Linked DNA regions of Mus musculus: region 2 is linked to region 1. The links are chromatin loops, found by intact Hi-C in ENCODE. Cell type or tissue: left cerebral cortex. All regions are shown on one strand. Each heading gives the region's core, and the rest is flanking DNA. Links, peaks and the distances in the headings are about the cores only.

The links. Hi-C counts contacts between places; a loop is a spot of excess contacts. Peaks named below come from ENCODE experiments on the same cell type or tissue, not always from the same donor. Only the 100,000 strongest peaks of a DNase experiment are listed, where the experiment ranks them.
Region 2: it touches region 1 in a loop (2.0-fold over the local background); 9 of 42 quality-filtered maps call a loop at or near these places.

What each region holds. Positions count from the first base shown.
Region 1 is chr7:19,152,123-19,161,571 of GRCm38, forward strand. It overlaps Gipr (gastric inhibitory polypeptide receptor), which reads right to left. Exons shown (of 14, transcript NM_001080815.1): 8 at 8,473-8,632; 9 at 8,209-8,269; 10 at 7,839-7,908; 11 at 7,624-7,712; 12 at 7,393-7,531; 13 at 5,524-5,565; 14 at 5,003-5,446. The coding sequence ends at 5,246. Snrpd2 (small nuclear ribonucleoprotein D2) reads left to right here. Exons shown (of 3, transcript NM_026943.1): 3 at 354-604. The coding sequence ends at 528. Among named protein-coding and RNA genes, the nearest start is that of Snrpd2, 7.0 kb to the left of the region's middle. In left cerebral cortex, for the core only: CTCF peaks have their summits at 3,899, 5,481 (motif pointing right) and 6,171 (motif pointing left); DNase peaks (open chromatin) are centred at 4,083 and 5,495; H3K4me3 peaks cover 383 bases; H3K27ac peaks cover 604 bases.
Region 2 is chr7:19,205,151-19,214,599 of GRCm38, forward strand. It overlaps Eml2 (echinoderm microtubule associated protein like 2), which reads left to right. Exons shown (of 22, transcript NM_001347582.1): 22 at 936-1,332. The coding sequence ends at 1,061. Gpr4 (G protein-coupled receptor 4) reads left to right here and starts at 7,388. Exons shown (of 2, transcript NM_175668.4): 1 at 7,388-7,484. In left cerebral cortex, for the core only: CTCF peaks have their summits at 3,987 (motif pointing left), 5,078 (motif pointing left) and 7,396; a DNase peak (open chromatin) is centred at 3,991; H3K4me3 peaks cover 1,205 bases; H3K27ac peaks cover 260 bases.

The DNA of each region.
Region 1 (9,449 bases), core at 750-8,749:
AGACCCTCTGGAGGGAGCAAGTGCTTCTCTCCTGCTGTTTCTCTCAGAGTTAGAGTTAACGCCAGAGCCAGGGCCATTTTGGTGGGCTTTACTCTGCTGGGTCCTGAGTTCTTTATTCATCCAATCTTCACACCAGCCCTATGAAATAGACTGTCTCCATTTCATGAAGGGGGAAACTGAGGCACAGAAGGGACACTATAAAGTGAAATCACTTTGCAGCCTGCCCATCCCCACTGTGGAGCCTGGGCTTTCCTTATGCCTGCTGCTGGAGAGTTCACACAGTGCCAGGCAAAGGTGGGCACTCGGAATGCCCCCCCTTACTCCAGCTTCCCCCCCCACCCCTACCCCATCAGGCACTGCAACATGGTGCTGGAAAATGTGAAGGAGATGTGGACTGAGGTTCCCAAGAGCGGCAAGGGCAAGAAGAAATCCAAGCCTGTCAACAAGGACCGCTACATCTCCAAGATGTTCCTGCGCGGGGACTCGGTCATCGTGGTGCTGCGGAACCCACTCATCGCTGGCAAGTAGAGCCTGCTCCCTGCCCTGCGAAGGCCTGCAGAACCCTGCCCAGTGGGCGAGAAATAAAACCCTGTGCTTTTTGGTTTTTATGTTTTCCAGTGGTCTTCTCTGCTCTTGGGTCTTAAAAGAGTGTGTTGGGCTGAGCACTAGGACAGGGCCTGTGGGTGCTGCGGTATATAACAGCCCTGTCTGCAAAGGAGACAGTTTAATTGGACTTTTGTGTATTGTGGACAGAGGGATTCTCTGACAATGTGCAAGTGGGAAAGGGAAGCCTATTTAAGAGGCTCGTGGAGGACCCAGGGCCTTCTGCTCTACCCACAACTCTGTCTATCTGGTATCTCTGTCTGTGTCCTCCCAGGCGATCATGGGCTGGAGGTCAGGAGTCTCTGCCCTCTTTACATGTATATAAAACATGTATGGGTGTTTTGCCTGGATGTGTCTGTTCTTGGTACCCATAGGAGCCAGAAAAGGAGAGTTGGATGCCCCTAGAGGTAGTTACATGTGGTGGTGAGGCAGCCATGTGGGTGCTGGGAAAAAAACCTGGGTCTTCTACAAGAGCAACAAGTGCTCTTAACTGTTAAGCCATCTCTCTGGCCCTTTAGCTGTCCTCTTTCTTTTTTCTTTTCAAGACAGAATTTCTCTCTATAGTCCTGGCAGTCTTGGAACTCACTTTGTAGACCAGGCTGTCCTCAAACTCAGATTCCCCCTGCTTCTGCCTCATGAGTCCTGGGATTAAAGGTATGAGCTACCACCATTCAGCCTAGCTGTCCTCCTGAACTGTGGAAGTCACAGCTAACGTTATCCTGTGCGTCCCTGTACAGAACTTCGAAGCCTGCAGCCAAGAAAACTTGCATGTGTTCCCTGAGCTGCTGCCAGAAAGAACAGCTTTGTTGTGTACTTTAGAGCTCTCTCTTTTGTTCTTTTGTGGTCCTGAGAATTGGACCTAGGGTCTCATATGCTTAGCAAGCTCTCCCCCATGAGCTAAATCCCCAGCCCTCCATTCACTTACATATATATATATGTGCCCAAGTACAATATTAGGTGTCCTCTAACACTGCCCTTAATTCCCTTGAGACAGAGTCTCTCATTGAACAGAACCAGGCTGATGCCCAGCAAACTCCAGCAATTCTGTCTCCACCCCATGCTACAGATTCTAATTGAGGGTCTCATGCTTATATCGCAAATGCTTCTAACCACTGAACCATCTCCCCAGTCCTTCCATTAAGACAGGAAACTTCTTAGGAAGTTTCCCAGGCTGGCCTTGAGCTTGTAATCCCCCAGCCATAATCTTCCAAGCAACTAGGATAACAGACCTACGTCACCACAGCTATCCTAAGCTCATTCAGTTGAAACCACTGAGATTCAGGAAAAGCATTGACATGTCCCAAAGTCACCCATGTAAGAGATAATGAAGCTACATCCTGATAGGCAGCCAGGGCTGGTGAAATGGCTCAGTGGCTACCAAGTTTAATGCCTAGCACCCATATGTGGCAACTCCAAACCACCTGTAACAGAACCTGAGGGATCCAACATTCTACCTTCCTTGGGCACCTGCACACAAATACACATGGATTAAAATTAGATACAAAAACAGGCCAGACAGTGGTGGCATATGCCTTTAATCCTAGCACTTAGGAGGCAGAAGCAGGCAGATAGGCAGATTTCTGAGTTCCAGGATAGCCTGGTCAGAGGCAGGGAAATCTTTGTGAGGCCAGTCTGATCTACAGAGCAAGTTCCAGTACAGCCAGAGCCACACAGAGAAACCCCGCCTCAAAAACAAGTAAAATCCCAGCACTCAGGAGGCAGAGGCAGGTGGATTTCTGAGTTCGAGGCCAGGCTGGTCTACAGAGTGAGTTCCAGGACAGCCAGGGCTACACAGAGAAACCCTGACTCCAAAAACAAAAACAAAACAAAAAAAACAAGTAAAATGAAAGCAAACATGAGTGTACCCGTGATCCATCCCTACAGCTTAAGAGGCTGAGGCAGAATTGGCTGCAAGTTCAAGGCTAGCCTGGGTCTACATGGTAAATTCCTGGTGAGCCAGGCATAGTGAGTTCCTTTCAAAAAGAAAAGACTCCATTGAAAATACATTTGGAAAAGTACAGGCTGGGGTCTGGGCGCCCCCTCCATCTCCTCCCACTTAATGGTCTCCCACGATGCCAAGCCGGTAAAGTTGGGCACCTGCCCTCCCCTGCTCCTGAGGCTCTCGAGTGCTGAGGAGAAGCAGGGCCAGGCAGGGAGGCCTCTGCTCCCCACTGGGCTTCGTCAGTTTGCACTGAGAACCTAGGATCGGAGCCTCCTGGCTCACAAAACCTGCAACCTCCCTCTGCATTCTGGGAAGGAAAAGAAAGGGAGTTGGTCTCTTGCCAGGGAAGTTGGCGACTGCCATGGAGGAAGACAGCCGGCCACTCCGTGTGGTGACCTACAGAGTGCCAGTGTGGCTGCTGGGCCTTTAGAGCTATGTATTCTGGATGGCCAGGACTACACTGAGACACCCTGTCTCAAAAAGCCCAAGTAAATAATAAAAGTAAAATTGTAAGCTTTGCAGCCAAGCTGGTGGGCAATGTCAGTCCAGTGAAGCCCACTTATTTCACCCAGGAGCAGGACTGGACTGAGTCTTCAGGTCACAGGCTCAAAGCTGTAGTTCCTGCCCTGTCTGTCACCCTGAACACTCCTCACCAGACATGGAAACTTCGCTTGCCTCTCTGAATGTCAGGGTTACAGTCCAGGATACCTGGCTGTCCAAACGGTGCTTTTATCTACCTTTTTTTTTTTTCTTAATTGCATGTGACAGGGGTAGTTTGTATGTGTGCATATGTGTGTTCACATGTAAATGGGTACATGTGCACACATTTGTATGTTATGGAGACCTGGGGTCACATGGGAAATCTTCACTCTTCCCCGTATGTGGGCACTATGGGCCAGAGTTCTGGTCCCAAGACTGTTGTGGCCAGCACTTTGCCCACTGAGTGAGCCATCTCCCCTGGCCCTTTCTGTTTTGACAGGGTCTTGTTATATAGCCTAGGCTGGCCTCAGATTGGAGCAACACTTCTGCCTCAGCTTCTTGGATGATGGGATTGGGGAAAAGGCTAGCTCTAACTGGTCTGAGACTAGGCAAGTAAATAAGGCTGGTTTTGAACATGCAACAGTTCAGCCTCCGCCTTTGATTGCCTTCAGATAATCCTTTCCAGAGATAAAAGCCAAAGTGGAGGTCCTCAGACGGAGTTTAGTGACAGCTAATGCAGTAGCCCAATTAAGAACTGAGCAAGGCTGGTTCCCGCTGCTTTTGCTGTTTGAGACGATCTCCGAGGTTCAGATAGCCAACCTGTGTTCTTTCAGCTAAGCCTCCCAGATGCTGGGGTTACAGCGCCACCCCTTGTCTGGGTCTGATATTTCTGTGTTGCCTTCCAAACAAGCAGCATGCTCACATGCACGACTTTAATTGTACATATGTCTTAGATTTCAATAGAGATTAGCTCAGGGCAGGGTACAGTAGCAGTGTGGTGTTCGTGGGGTTTTTGCGCCAACACATTGCTCCAGTTGAGCCTCACTCATCTACAGCAGACGACCTCACACACACCCTAGTCATCTCCCTTTCTAGCCTGGCCTCCTCCCACTCCGTAAAGAAGCTTGATTTACTACAGTCTCCACTCCACCAGAAGCCAAAGTCTTAAATCGTGGAGTGTGAGTCAGCTATGAGACACATCTTTCTGGGAACCTTGGGGAAAAATCCAGCAGCCGCTACTAATAAAGGAGGGGTGTGGTGTGAATGGCTGTGGGGTGGGGGTGGGTGTGTCTGGGAGGCGGAAGGATCTGTCTACCTCACTGACCCCAGGCCCTCTTGCTTGGCTGCCAGCTCTCACTCATATAGCTCTGTGTCCTGCTGCTCGGCTTCTCCCACAGCCTAACACAGGCAAAGAGCCTCCCACCCCAGAGCCTTTGAACCTCTCTCCTTTGGTCATGGCAGTCTCCTTTGATCCTGGGATCCCTCAACAAATCCTTCCCACCTCTCTGTGGCCTCCGTTCTGGTCCAGCCACCTACATTCCTCTCACTGGGCTCCCAACTCACTGCCCCTAATAACGAACAGAGAACCATGGAAAACAGCCCAGGAGACACTGCTGCTAAGAATCTTGGGGGTGGAGGGCTGGAGAGATGGAGTTCTGTTAACCTACATGGAGGCTGACAACCATCCAGTCCCAGGGGTCTTCTGCCCTTCAAGCATATGCAGGGGCTGCATGCCTGCGGTGTACATCCGTACACACAGACAAAACAATCGTACACGTAAAGTAAAAATAATCAAATCTTCAGTGAGCCTGGGATGAAATTCCAGTTTCTGCACCCCCTGCCCACTTCTTCCCATCTGGAGGCCCTCGCTTTTTCCAGTGGAGCCACGGAAGCCTTTCTCCATTCTTCCTGTTCCCAAGACCTTTTTGAATGCTGTTCCATCTGCCAGCAATCTTGTCCTCCAACTCTTCAAGAGGTCTCCAGTCACTTCTTTCAAACATGACCCATGACCTAAGCATCATGTCTATCCCAATTGCCTTCCAGTTGATTGTCCTAGACACCTCAATTCTTTTCATAAACGATTCCTCCACAAATATATACACGTGGGGACCTTGTTTTCCGGTTCCTTCGCCTCCATTTCCCCAGCATTGCTCCACTTGGGGCTGGTACACAGTAGGCTCTGAATACATGCTAACTGTACAGACACGGGGGTCCCTTTACCTAGCAGTAACTTTCCAAGACCTCATCCCCAGGCACATGCAGCATCCCAGAGGGCAAGGCGTTGCCAACGGCAGCTTCTCGGCACGCAGAGCTCAAAGGCACAGCCCGGGGGGCGAGTTCCTGGTGCGGACGTGGACGCTGCTCTTGAAGACTGAGACGCAGGCGGCGGTGGCGCCAACCCTGGCGGATCTCCGACTGCACCTGCAACGCCGGGCGCTCAGGGTGACGCTGTTCCCAGGGTGGCCGCCAGGGGGCACGGGCGGGCCAGCCTCTCCTACCTCTTTGTTGATGAAGCAGTAGAGCACGCTCACCAGGAAACCCTGTCAGAGGAGGAGCGAGATCAGATCGCTGCTGTGGACTCATTGTTTCCAGCCTCAAAGTACTGTGGCTGTTACAGGCCTAGTCCTAGGTACTGAGGGCACCTGCTCACTGGCTACCAACTCTCTGTAATGCTCCTCGGACCCCCAAAGGCCGAGAACAAGTGTTGGAAGTTGAACGTCCTGAGTGTAGAACGCTATTCCCTGCTTTCCACATTTGAGGCAAGCAGTCAAACCACTCTGTGCCTCCCTTTCCTCGCCTGGAAAAATGAAGGCGGTGGTTGGAAGAGGTGCAGAATTAATGTGTAAAACGACGTAGTACTTAGCTGTGTGTGGTGGCACATGCCTTTAATTCCAGCACTCTGGTGGCAGAGGGAGACAGTTCTCTATGAGTTGGAGTATATCCTTGTCCACACAGACTTCTATGTCCAACCAGAACTGCATGGTGAGACTCAACCTCAAAAATAATAATTAGGGCTGGAGAGGTACCTCAGGAGTTAAGAGCACTGGCTGCTCTTCCAGAGGTCTTGAGTTCAATTCTCAGCAACCACATGGTGGCTCACAACCATCTGTAATGGGATCTGATGCCCTCTGCTGGTGTGTCTGAAGACAATGACAGTGTACTTATATTAAATAAATAAATCTTTTAAAATAATAATTATTAATTAATTATGGAGCTTGAGGTCTTCTCAGTATTGGAGCACATGCTTAGCGAGCTAGAGACAGAATACAGGTGTGAGCCCCAATACCTGGCTTAAATTGATTCATGAAGTCAGATATGAACATGGGCTATTATCAAGATATTCCTAGGATCTTCTACAATCCCATTAATATCGAATTCAGATCACACATCTCCCTTTCCAGAAGAGGAAAAAAGACAAAATTGAAGTTGCGCTTGGAGTCCTGGCCCCTCTCTCGCTTTTCTGCCCCTGTTGTTTAGCTCTTGCCTCTCGCTCGCCCCAATTGCTCTGGAGTTGCAGGCACCCTCACCACCCTCCAGCACACTAGCTACCCTCTTGCCTCAGGGATCTTCATTCTGGGACGTTCCCCTAGTTGTGTGACTGGCTGTTTACATAGAGTGTTCCCTCCGTCTCTCACAGAATAGGGGGCCGACCATTTGGCTCCTGGCTGTTGCTAGGTGCATATGTGCTCCATCTGTTCTTGCTTCCTTTAACGAATGCACAGTCTCACCGGGGAGACTGGTGCTATCCCCACTTTAGGGAGAAGACTGAGGCTCAGTTGGGTCCAGCAGGGTAGGGACTAGGGAAGGCAAGCACATCAGCGTTGGCCTCACGTTTTGGAACTTTCTACGTCCTTCAATTCTGCACCTTGGGCTAGAGAGATGGCTCAGCGCTTAAGAGCTCAGACTGCTCTTCCAGAGGTCCTGAGTTCAATTCCCAGCAACCATATAGTGGCTCACAACCATCTGTAATGGGATCCTCTTCTGGTGTGTGTGAAGATAGCTACAGTGTACTCATATACAATAAATAAATAAATAAATATTTAAAAGAAAAAATCTGTACCTTGAGGGTAAAGGAAACCAGAAACTAAGCCCTAACTCAGTCCACCCCACAGCCCTTCCTCCTCGTCCGGGGGCAATGCTAGGAAAGACTGTGTGGTCCTCTACATCTATCCCCACCCCCACGCCCACAGCTCAGGATAGCCTCAGTTAGGTATTTTCCTTGTGCATGCATGATGAACGAATGAATGAAATCCCTGGGTACACTCCAGTCAATAGTGGCTACTCTGGGGAATGACGATATCGCTGTGTACCAATGGAGAGAAAGGTCTAAGGTAGGAGGGCGGAGCCCCTGCACCCAGTCTGAGCACCTGGAAGGAACTTAGGAAGATTTCAAAGGCCAGTTTGGCGAAGCGCAGGGAGCCTTCAACCTGTTCCTCCGTCACAGGCGCAAACACCACCTCGTGGACACCCAGCAGGGGCACCAGTGTCAGCGTGGAGCGAGCCAGCCTGGGAAGAGACGGATGTCAGTGGCCCGCATGTCCTCGCCCCTGATTCCGGCTCCATCTGCTTCCCACATTGGGTCCTGAGCCTGCCCTCACCTTAGTCGGTAGTCGGGGCAGCGCATCTGCCGTGTCCTCAGCTTTGAAACAAGGATGCCAAGGATGCGGATGAAGATGAGGAAATTGATCTGTGAGGAGAGAGAGACTGAGCCAGAAGCCATTCGGTTTCTGGGGTGGGACAGGGGGTTGGCGCTCCTCTTCCCCAGAATGAGAAATCCCTGAGTACAGCCTGGAGGAGGCGAGACTGGCCCTACCAAGATGGTTATTAGGATGGGAGTGCGAATGATCCACCAAATGGCTTTGACTTCGTTGCGCTCCCAGCACCTAGAGGAGGCAAAGTAGAACTGAGACGCGAAATGCCCCGGCAAACCTCCAGTTACCCCCTAATCAGGCACGTTCTCTCACCAGGGCCTGCCCACCCTCTTTAAAGCCCACCTACATTCATTTAAGACCCATCCCATCCTGCTTTTCAGAAAGTCTCCTACTCCTCCACCTTTCCCAGCCCATAATTCCTTTATACCCCGCCCACCCTCTGCGCACCACCTCTTTTCCACCCTTCCCCGCCTCCTGTGCCATGTAGCCCCGCCCCCAGCCCGGCCCCGCCCCCCAGACCCTGCAACTCACTGTGTGTTCTCGCGCAGGTACCTGACGATCACCCAGGGAATGACGAAAAGCGCGGGGGCCCCTGTGCAGACCCCGATCCCCGCCCCCCACCACGCCGCAGCTGTCAGTGTGCACACGAGCCCCTTCCAGGCCCAAGACCCGCGGAATTCTTCAGCAAGGGAGTGGGAGGGGAGGAAAGGCGGATCGGCTGGGTGGTGGTGGGAGCCAAGATGCGCTGGGCTGGGCGGAGGGGTGGGGAGTGGGGGTCACAGAGTCAGGGCTCACCCCAGCCAAGAAGCAGGTAGCAGCGGAAGTGGCCCTTTTCTGAGCGTCCCACGATCACCAGCAGATGGTGCAGATAAACACCCTCCACCAGTAGCCAGGTGTAATTGGCTCCCACACAATATTGGGTCATGATCTGGGCCGTGCGGCAGGCAGCTAGGGCCTATGAAGCCATCAGACAAGGGTAGTCTCTTTGTTTTATTATTTGTATGTATTCCTTTGTGTATGTGGTAGTAAGTCTTGAACCCAGGACTTCCTGCTTGTGAGGCAGGTGCTCTACCACTGAGCCACGCCCCCAGCCCCTCACTGGGGAGTCTAGGCAGGGGCTCTACCATTGAGTTACATTCCATTTCTCTTCTCTTTGAGTCAGGGTCTCAATAAATTGTACAGGCTGTCCTTGAACTTGCTCTGCAGCCCAAGCCGGTTTTAATATATCAGTTGTGCTCAACTTACCACCTAACTGGGACTATGGGACTTCCTGGCCAAACAGGGCTCATCTCCATCTCTTGCCCTGTTTTACTCTGGGTTTCCAGTAAATGGCTTATCTTATCTCAACTTACCCACCTTCACTTGAGGACTCTTCCACATTGACACCCTTAACAACCTTGGCATTTTCTATTCTGTTACCACAGTGAAGTACCCTTAGAATCCCACTATGTAGCCTTTGCCACACTAGCTCTTTTTTTTTTTTTTTTTTTTAGATTTATTTATTTATTTATTATATGTAAGTACACTGTAGCTGTCCTCAGACACTCCAGAAGAGGGAGTCAGATCTCGTGATCGGATGGTTGTGAGCCACCATGTGGTTGCTGGGATTTGAACTCCTGACCTTCGGAAGAGCAGTCGGGTGCTCTTACCCACTGAGCCATCTCACCAGCCCCTCTTTTTTTTTTTAAATCTTATATTTTGTAGGGGTTGTTCTTGTTTTGTTTTGCTTTGCTGTGTATCCCTGGCTGTCCTGGAACTCACTCTGTAGACCA
Region 2 (9,449 bases), core at 914-8,913, 53 kb after region 1:
CGCCCCCAGCCCCTCACTGGGGGATTCTAGGCAGGGGCTCTACCACTGAGCCACGCCCCCAGCCCCTCACTTGGGGATTGTAGGCAGGGGCTCTACCACTGAGCCACGCCCCCAGCCCCTCACTTGGGGATTCTAGGCAGGGGCTCTACCACTGCGCCATATCTTCAGCAGGTAAATGTGCTCACTGCCAAACCTAATGGCTGAAATTCAATCCTCAAGATCTTCATAGCAGAGGGAGGGAGAGAACCAACCCTTATGAGTTATCTTCTGACCTCCACATTTGCTCTGTGGTACTTGCACATCCATGTACACATACGCCTACACAAGAAGGGAGGGGTGTCTGGAGAGATGGCTCAGCAGTTAAGAGAATGCACTGTTCATCTAGAGGACCTGAGTTCAAGTCCCAGCATCCACATCACGGGGCTGACTTATATTCAGCTCCAGGAGATCCAACACATTCTTCTGGCCTCCATGGGCAACTGTACAAACCTATACTCTGACACACATATATACATGTAATTAAAAATTAAATCAAGTAGTGGTGCATACCTTCAATCTCAGCTCTGGAAGCAGAGGCAGGCAGATCTTTTTAAGTTCAAAGCCAGCCTGCTATACAAAGGAAGTTCTAGGATACCCAGCCAATGCTGCATAGGGAGACCCTGTCTCCAAAAACCAAAACCATAAATAAACAAACAAATAAATTAAATCAAAATGAAGCAAGGGCTTTATGAGCTTTAGGACAACCTGGACTATACAGTAAAAACCTGTAACACATTCGCACACACACATGCACACACGCACAAACACATACACACACATACACTCACACGTGCACACACATGTTTATGTGTGGCACTAAAGAAGAAAACAGCAGTAGTCTCCAGGTAGTGTTTTTTTCTTCTGACCTCTTTTTCCCTCTTCTTCGCTTCTAACAGGCCCTCAGCCACAAATACGGTGGACACAGCAGCCATGTGACTAATGTGGCCTTCTTGTGGGATGACAGCATGGCCCTAACCACTGGGGGCAAAGACACGAGCGTGCTGCAGTGGCGGGTGGCCTGAAGCAGGGGTGTGGGGCCAGGGTAGCGTCCTGTGGCAGGGTTGAGATCTATTTTTGGGAGATGTCTATTGCGGAGTACAGTAATATATACCCAGAGTATGTCTATAGAAGAGGGGGTTATGGGGCGGGCGGGAGCAGACAGAGGTCTCTATTTATCGGGGTGGGACGAATGGGCCACCATGCCTTGTGGGAGCCATTGGTGTTTGGTTTGGGGTATTTTTTTTTAAGTTTATTCTTTTATATCATTCAGAAATACAGACTTATGCACTGAGATGTCTGGAGTCTGGTCTATTTATTTGGGGTGTGTGTGTGTGTGTGTGTGTGTGTGTGTGTGTGTGTGTGTGTTTGTGTGTGTGTTATGGAGGCCAGAGATCAAAATCAGGTGTCTTCCTCAATTGCTCTCTGCTATATTTTTTTTAAAAGAGATTTCAATTTACAGTAACATTTAATTGATTTTATTGTAATTTTAAAAAATACATTATGTAGTAGTGTGTGTATCTATGACTATGACTACACATGTGTTCAGCTGCCCTTGAAAGCCAGAAGAGGGCTCTAGGTCTCTTGGATTTAGAGTTGTAAGCAGTTGTGAGCTGCTCAAGGTAAATGCTGGGAACAGAACTGAGTTCTCTGCTGGAGCAGTAAGTGCTCTGAACCCCAGAGCCGTCCTTCCAGCCCCATCTACTTTGGTCTTTAAGACAGTCTCCCTTACTTTCTTTTGTTTTGTTGTTTGTTTGGTTTTGGTTTTTGAGACAAGGTCTCTGTGTAGCCCTCGCTGTCCTAGAACTCTATGTTCTAGGCTGGCCTCAAATTCTAAGATTCACCTCCCTCTGCCTCCTGAGTGCTGGGATTAAAGGTGTGCACAGCCATGTCTGGCAAGTAAATGTAGTTAAAAACATAAGTTGGAGAGGGTTTGTGAGGCAGCTCGGTAGCTAACGATGCCTTGCAGGGCAAGCCTGTGGCTTGAGGACCCGTGCAAAGGAGGATTGAATGAGTCTACAATGTTACACACACACACACACACACACACACACACAAACACACTAAAGAAAGGAAGCCACCAAACTTCCAACCTACTGGCCTGAAGGCATTGTCCTATCAATGTCTGGCCAGGATACAAATGTTCCTTCCACTACTCAAACAAGCAAACAAATTTTGTAAGCAGCATTCCTATGTGGCATGCATGTGTGTATGTGTGTGTATATGAGTGTTCATGTATGAGTGTATATGTGTGTATGTGCATGTGTGCATATGTGTTCATGTGTGTATGCCTGTGTATATGTGTATGCCTGTGCACGTGTGTGTGTGTGTGCACAAGTGTGTATGTGTGCATGAATATGTGTGAGTATACATGTGTGTGTAAGTGTGTGTGTGAATGTGTGTGCATGGTTGTGGGTACAGTGAAAACCAAGACAACCTCAACACTACCTCATGGAAAGGGCAGACCTGCCTCAGAAGATGCTGAGACCAAAGTGGTATCATGGAAGGGGCAACAGAAAGACCTTAACACAGAAGGGTGAAGGAGCCATTCCAGGTGGAAGTTCTGATGCGTGTTATCTCCTTCCAATAAAATCAAATAAAGCCTCTTGTGGCTCCAGCTATCTCCTGGCCCCTGTCACAGGCCTCGACAACTCTGGGTGTTGCCTGTTGGGGACAGATCTGTGTCTCTCACTTTCTCTGGACCATGGGTAGGAAGAGCCAGGATTCTTGGTCACTTCCATGCTGTCTCCTAGCTGTCTCCTTGCCCAGTTCAGTCAGAGGCAGGAACTTGGGCACTGTTTATTGAGTGGCAATTAGAGTGTGTTTGAATAGCTGAGTGTGTCTTATCCAAAGACTACTGAATTCAACTTCCTCAAAGGGCTTGTGCAAAGGGTGCAGTCTGTAAAGTGCTTGCTGCAGTAGTGACTGTCCTCTGAGACAAGTGCCTGCCATCTTACGGACTTCACCTGTGTTCCCTTGCAAAAGAAACATCCCAGCTGGGCTTTTAAACTTTTAATTTTTTTAAAAAATTATGTATATGAATACACTGTCACTCTCTTCAGGCACATTAGAAGAGGGCATTGGACTCCACTCCAGATGGTTGTGAGCCACCATGTGGTTGCTGGGAATTGAACTCATGACCTCTGGAAGAGCAGTCAGTGCTCTTAACCGCTGAGCCACCTCTCCATCCCGCTGTGCTGGGCTTTAAAACTGTTTACACCCCCTTGGGACACAAGACCCTAAGTATTCAGCCACTTCCTAGCCACTGTGGTGTGCAATGATGTCCAAGCTGCAAGTGGTTGCACAGAGGGGTGGGGTGGGGCTCCATCTATGCATATATGAGCTGTCATCATCCCCTCTGGGTAAAGGCCTTTCTGGTGTAGCCTGTTGGGAGGAGCACTCATATCCCCGCCGGGGATCCCTCACCTGTGCTGGCTAGGGAAGACCCCTCAGAGGTTGGAAACCCTCATTGCTTCCCCGTGCGCACTTGAGTAGCGTGTGCCTCGGTTTGTCTTGGGCTCTTGGGAGGAGGGCTAGACTGTGCCTAGGTCTTCTCCCAGGAAGGAGTCAGCAACACCATACAAGTATGACGTCCTGAGTTCAGATCCCCTGCACCCGTGTAAAGAGCCGAGCTGGGTACAGTATGCCAATCCCAGTGTGGCTGGGGGTTGAACCTGAGCCTCCTGCTTCCGCCATCTGAGTTCTGGGATCACAGTTGTGCGCCACCATTCCAAGACATCTCTAAGTTGTTTCTTATTGTTATTGTTTTGTTTTGTTGAGACAAAGTCTCCCTAGGCTTTTAAAGGCCTGTTTTCTGACATTCTTGGGTCAAGCCTTCTTTCCCCCCAGCCCCCCAATGGATTCCAACAATCCAAGTTCTGGGAAGGTGACCCAGACTATAGATAGAGAAACAAATGCTTGTTAGCTCTTAATGTTTTGCCGTCCCCTTGTGGTCATCTTTGGATCTGCATGGAAAATTATCCCTTGAAAGGCCAGTTGGAAAAATTGCTGGTGATTCTCCATCCACCCCTCAGTGTCCCCTCAGTGTCCCTGAGCTGGGTCGTGAGAAACTGCCTTGTGCATAGCCTGCACCCAACCAGAGTTCCCGTCCCCTCCAGTCTGAGAGTAGGGGATGAGAAGGAGTTTTCGTTCCTCGGTCTGTGTTTGCACCCTGAAGGCTTGGGTGGTGATGGTCTCATAGCTGCAGGTCCTCTCCAGGGTCTCTCTGTCCTTCTGAAAACCGTCAGCGCCAGCCTTTGTGAATGTTTCCCAGTGATCCTCAGAGAGGAGCTGTGTTTTGCCTGCCATGACTTGGAATACATTGAGGCAACTTAGGGTTAGCTAGAGGAGAGGGCGATCCCACCCCCACCCAAGCCACTGGGCACTCTGACTTGCTTTTCAGAACCAGGCCGTGGCGGCTCACACTTGTAACTCGAACAATCTGAAATGGAGGTGGGAGGATCAGGAGTTCAAGGTCAACCTCAGCTGCTTGTGAAGTTCAAGGCCCTCCTGGGCTGGGTAAAACCATGTCTCATCTCTTGGGATTTACATGTAAGGTTGCCATGACACTTGCCTTGGCTCTGCCCTTTAACTCTCTGATGCTGTGAGTGTCCCTGCTTTGTGGTTAACCAGCTCATTTCCTATGCCTATTAAGTTCCCTGGAAGAAGAGAATTCACTGGTTCAGAGAGGTGAGGTCACCTACCCAAGGCCACACAGCGGTGCTACAACAGCTCCCTTTTCCTTCTAAGTCGTTGGATTAGTGTGAAGCTGTAGACCGGGTGGAAACTAATCTGCGATGTTAAAAGAAAGAACGGGGTACTGACAAGATGGCTGATGACGGCTATCAGGAAAGTGCTTGCCATCCAAGCATGAGGACATGGATGTGGGGCTGGAGAGATGGCTCAGCTGTTAAGAACGCTGACTGCCCTTCCAATGGACCCAGGTTCCATTCCCAGTACCCACATAGCAGCTCACAAGCATCTGTAGCTCCAGTTCCAGGGGACTCGACTCCCTCTTCTGGCTCCTACAGGTACTGCAGGCACAGAGTGCACAGACATACATGTGAACAAACATATACATTTGTAAATAGTGTGGCATGTTGTAGTTGTTGAGCTGAGTTAGAGGGTAAAACCATTTGCTATCAAGCCGGACGGACAACCTAAGTTTGGCCCCTTAAACCCACATGAAGGTGGAAGGAGAGAACCAGCCCCACAAGGCTCCACATGTGTGCCAAGACACTCATCCCACATGAGTGCCAAGACACTCACCCCATATGAGTGTCAAGATACTCACCCAGCTCCCCCATGTCCCTACACAGAGTAATGATAAACAAGGATTTTTTTTTAAAACTTATTTATTTATTTATTTATTTATTTTATGCATATGAGTATACTATAGCTGTCTTCAGACACACCAGAAGAGGGCATCAGATCCCACTACAGATGGTTGTGAGCCACCATGTGGTTGCTGGGAACTGAACTCAGGACTTAGTCAGTGCTCTTAACTGCTGAGCCACCTTTCCAGCCCCCAAACAAGGATTTTAATTAGATGAGTTGGCACATACCTTTAATTCCAGCCTTTGGAAGGCAGAAGGGGACAGATTTCTGAGTTCAAGGTCAGCCTGTTCTTAGAGTGAGTTCCAAGACAGCCAGGGCTACATAGAGAAACCAAAACTAAACCAAAATCTTAGACAAAAAATCTAAGAGGAACTACCTAAAAGGGCTTCTATGTGCACATACACACACATACATGCACACACAAATCCTCACAGACATATGTGTACATGTTCACACAAGGGCACCTGATGTTACTATACACACACTAACAAAGAAAGAATTGGGTATGGTGAACCAAGCACTAAGGAGACAGAATAAAGTGGACCTCTCTGAATCTCTAATCAGCCAGGGTTACATAATAAAATCTTGTCTGAAACAACCAACACAATACTGAGTGGTATACTCAATAACAGAGCCCTTCCTAGAATCCCCCAGTGAGGGCTGGGGTGTGGCTCAGTGGTAGAGTCCCTGCCTAGAATCCCCCAGTGAGGCACTGGGGTGTGGCTCAGTGAGAGAGCCCCTGCCTAGAATTCCCCAGTGAGGGCTGGGGTGTGGCTCTTGCCTAGTGTGTGTAAGGCCATAGGTTCTATCTTCTCAGCCAAGATAAAATAACTATGTAAACTAGAATTGTAAACACCATCACTGCTGTTGTTTTTGGAGGGCTGTATTCCTGTTGGATCAGAAGTCCCTGAGTCTATAAATGACCTCTCAGGACTAATTTGTGCAGGAAGTGACCGACCGAGATAAAAAGAGGGCAATGCGGCTCTTTGGAACCTTTGCACACTTCCTGAAAACAATGGGAATTTCACTTCCAGGCAACAGACACACAAGAGTAATCAACCTGAACTCAAGAATGGCCCTCCCGCCAGCAGGGAGGCTGATGATCAGGAAAGGATAGAAACGTACAGTCCTGGCAAAGTGAGGTGTTGAAGTGATCTATGGGTACATCAGACTTTTAGAGGGCAGACTAGGGTGTCCTGGACAGCCAAGTCGAAACGTTTTAAAGATAGAACTTCATTAGCCCACTTTGCCCTCAAAACTCTCAGCTATCCTCCTGTCCCAGCCTCTCAAGTGCTGAGAGAGTGCAGGCATGCACAGGTACCCCAGAACGAGACTTTTTTAAAATAGATTTTACATTATGCTCTCTGTGAAGTGACAAGAGACAGGTTGAGAAAAGGACTGTGTCTGACTACTTTGACTGTGGAAGAAACAGAGGCAAGGCCTAAACTCTGACCCCCAAGGCTCCTTCGACTTGAGGTGGATACTTAAGAGGCCACCATGTAACATGTTTTCCTTTACATTTATCTATCTGAGGTGTATGGCACCGGACAATGCAGAGGTCAGAGGACAACTTGCACAATCCCATTCTCTCCTTCCATCGTGTGGGTCCTGGGGATTGAGTTCAGCATCAGTAGCAATCGCCTGTCTGCTGAGACAAACCCCTTTGTTCTGGGTCCCTTAGAGGGATAGAGGGATATGGAGAAGGTTATTAACAGAGGCCTGCAGGGAGGGGGCTCTTCAAAGAAGGAAGCAACAGGAAGGAAGGTCCCAAGCTAAGCTACCTTTCCCAGAAGAAGGCTTAAATTCGAAGTGTGGAATTGGAGAGAGGGTAAGGAAGGAGTTAATGGATTGTACCCCTGAAGCAGCAGGTGAGATTTCCAGGCTTGAGTTCCTGAGGTGGGGGGGGAGGACGCGGTGGGGTGCAGGGGAGCGGCAGAGGAGGGGTTAATGGGGGCGGGCCTGGCTGGGGCGGGGCCTGGGTTCCGACTCCAGCCCCGGGCCAGGGGTTGTCGCTGCTGTCCTGCCCCGCGGGGGCGCCCGCCGGGTCCCTGTGCTGTGCAGAGTCGGGACCAAGTCAGAGACGCCGGTCGCCCAGCCCAGCCGCGGAGCAGGTGGGTGCTATCCCTCCGTTCCCATTCTACCCCTTCTCAGGTCCAAGACTCTGGGTGGCCGCTCCGCTGCCTCAGTCTCCCCGCAGCGACCCCTCTCCGCCACTCGGCTCTGGAGAACTCATCTTTTCTGCTTCTCCCTCCTGAGCCTGGGGTCCCTAAGATCCCCTGCCTCCGGGTCTCTCTCATTTCTCTCTCTCTCTCTCTCTCTCTCTCTCTCTCTCTCTCTCTCTCTCTGTCTGTCTCGCGGGCGCGCGCGCACACACACACACACACACACACACACACACACACTCGATCTCACTGCATACCATAAACTATCTTTGAACTCACTCTCATGCCCACATTGACCTAACATTCACGGCAATCCTCCTGCCTCAGTTTCCTAGAGTATACCGGGATTACATGTATATGTCACCACACCCGACTCTCCACCCTCTGGCGTTTTATAGACAGATTCTGTCTGTACAGTTCAGGTTTACCTTAAACTGGCTGGCCATCCTCCTGCCTCAGCCCCTTAAATGTTGTAGGTGTTCTTCAGCAACAAACCCAATGGACTCTATTTCTTTATCTTTTGGGGTCCCCTACCTGCTCTTCCCATCTGCCTCTGGATCCCTTCTACCTCATCCTTGGCCTCCATTCCCTTGTTTATGTGAGACCCCCTCCTTTTTTTCTTTGTATGTCCCCAACTCAAACAAACCCCAACTTTGTATATCCATCTCAGTGTGTCTCTTCCCACCCTCTCTTTTCTGGTTCTCTGGCTCTTAGTGCCTCTGCCCCCATCACTCTCCCTACGTCCTGAGACATCCTGGAACCTTTTCCTCAAGGTTGTGGGGCTGCTTAGGATTGGGGTAGGGGACAGTGGGATTGCAATCCAGAGCAAATGGACTCTGAGTGACACCATGACTCTAGTACCTACTTTGTAGTCACCCATGGCTTCTGAGGTCACACCTACCCCACCCTCCTGTCTCAGGAATTCCTGGCTGGGGGTGGGGGTGGGGGGGAATGGACTTCCTTCCTCCCTTCCAGAATTTTGGCTGGGTCTCTGTTAACTCCTTCCTGCTTTGTCTTACTCCCCTTCCCTGGAACTGAACTCCTGGGCAGCATTTCTCAACCGGGCTAAGACAAAGCTCCAGAATTCCCAAAGCTTTGGTGGTGGTGGTGGTGGTGGTGGTGGTGGTGGTGGTGGTGGTGGTGTGTGTCTCAAGCTGGATTCGTACTGGGGACACTAGTGTAAATGATGGGGAACACCTTGGCGCTCCTTCTAGACCCTCCGACTAGCTACACCCCCTGAAATCTACCAAAAGGGCTTCCCAGCATGTCTCTAAGGTTGAACTTGATCAACTTGGGGTTTGGGGTTCTCCTAGGAATGGCTACTGAGTCAGATGGGCAAGGGTTCCCAACGCAGACCACCTGGGAGCCCTGGAGGCTGGCATGCCGGTACCTGACTGTTATCCCAGCACTAGGAAGGTGAGAGGCAGGAGGGTTAGGAGTTGCAGGCCAGCCTGGGCTACATGACACGCTGTCTCAAAAGACTCTTGTAGTGGCACAGGCCTGTAGCTCAGGCTGAGGCAGGAGAATCTTAGTCTAAGGCCAGCCTGGGCCAATTTCTGTCTTTGAATGATAGATAGGACCTGGAATGCTGAAACCCTGACAAGCACAGAGAACCAAGGCCCTTTTGATGTTCTGGCCCTTTAATCTGTGCATATGCGTGCTGATATCTTGAAAGTTTATGCTACCCACAGCTGTGTGCTACAAAACACCTGTGGGAACCACACAGGCCACGCCCCTTCCATTTTACACACAGGGAAACTGAGGACTTAGAGCAGAAGTAAGTTACCGCCAGCCTCAGGGCTTAGGACTCTTGCCTAACCGCAGCCCATATCCGGAGACCTAGGTTCCCTTGACCATATCTGGAGACCTGAATTCTTGCACTACCACTAAGTCGGATTAATTTGGGCAATGAGG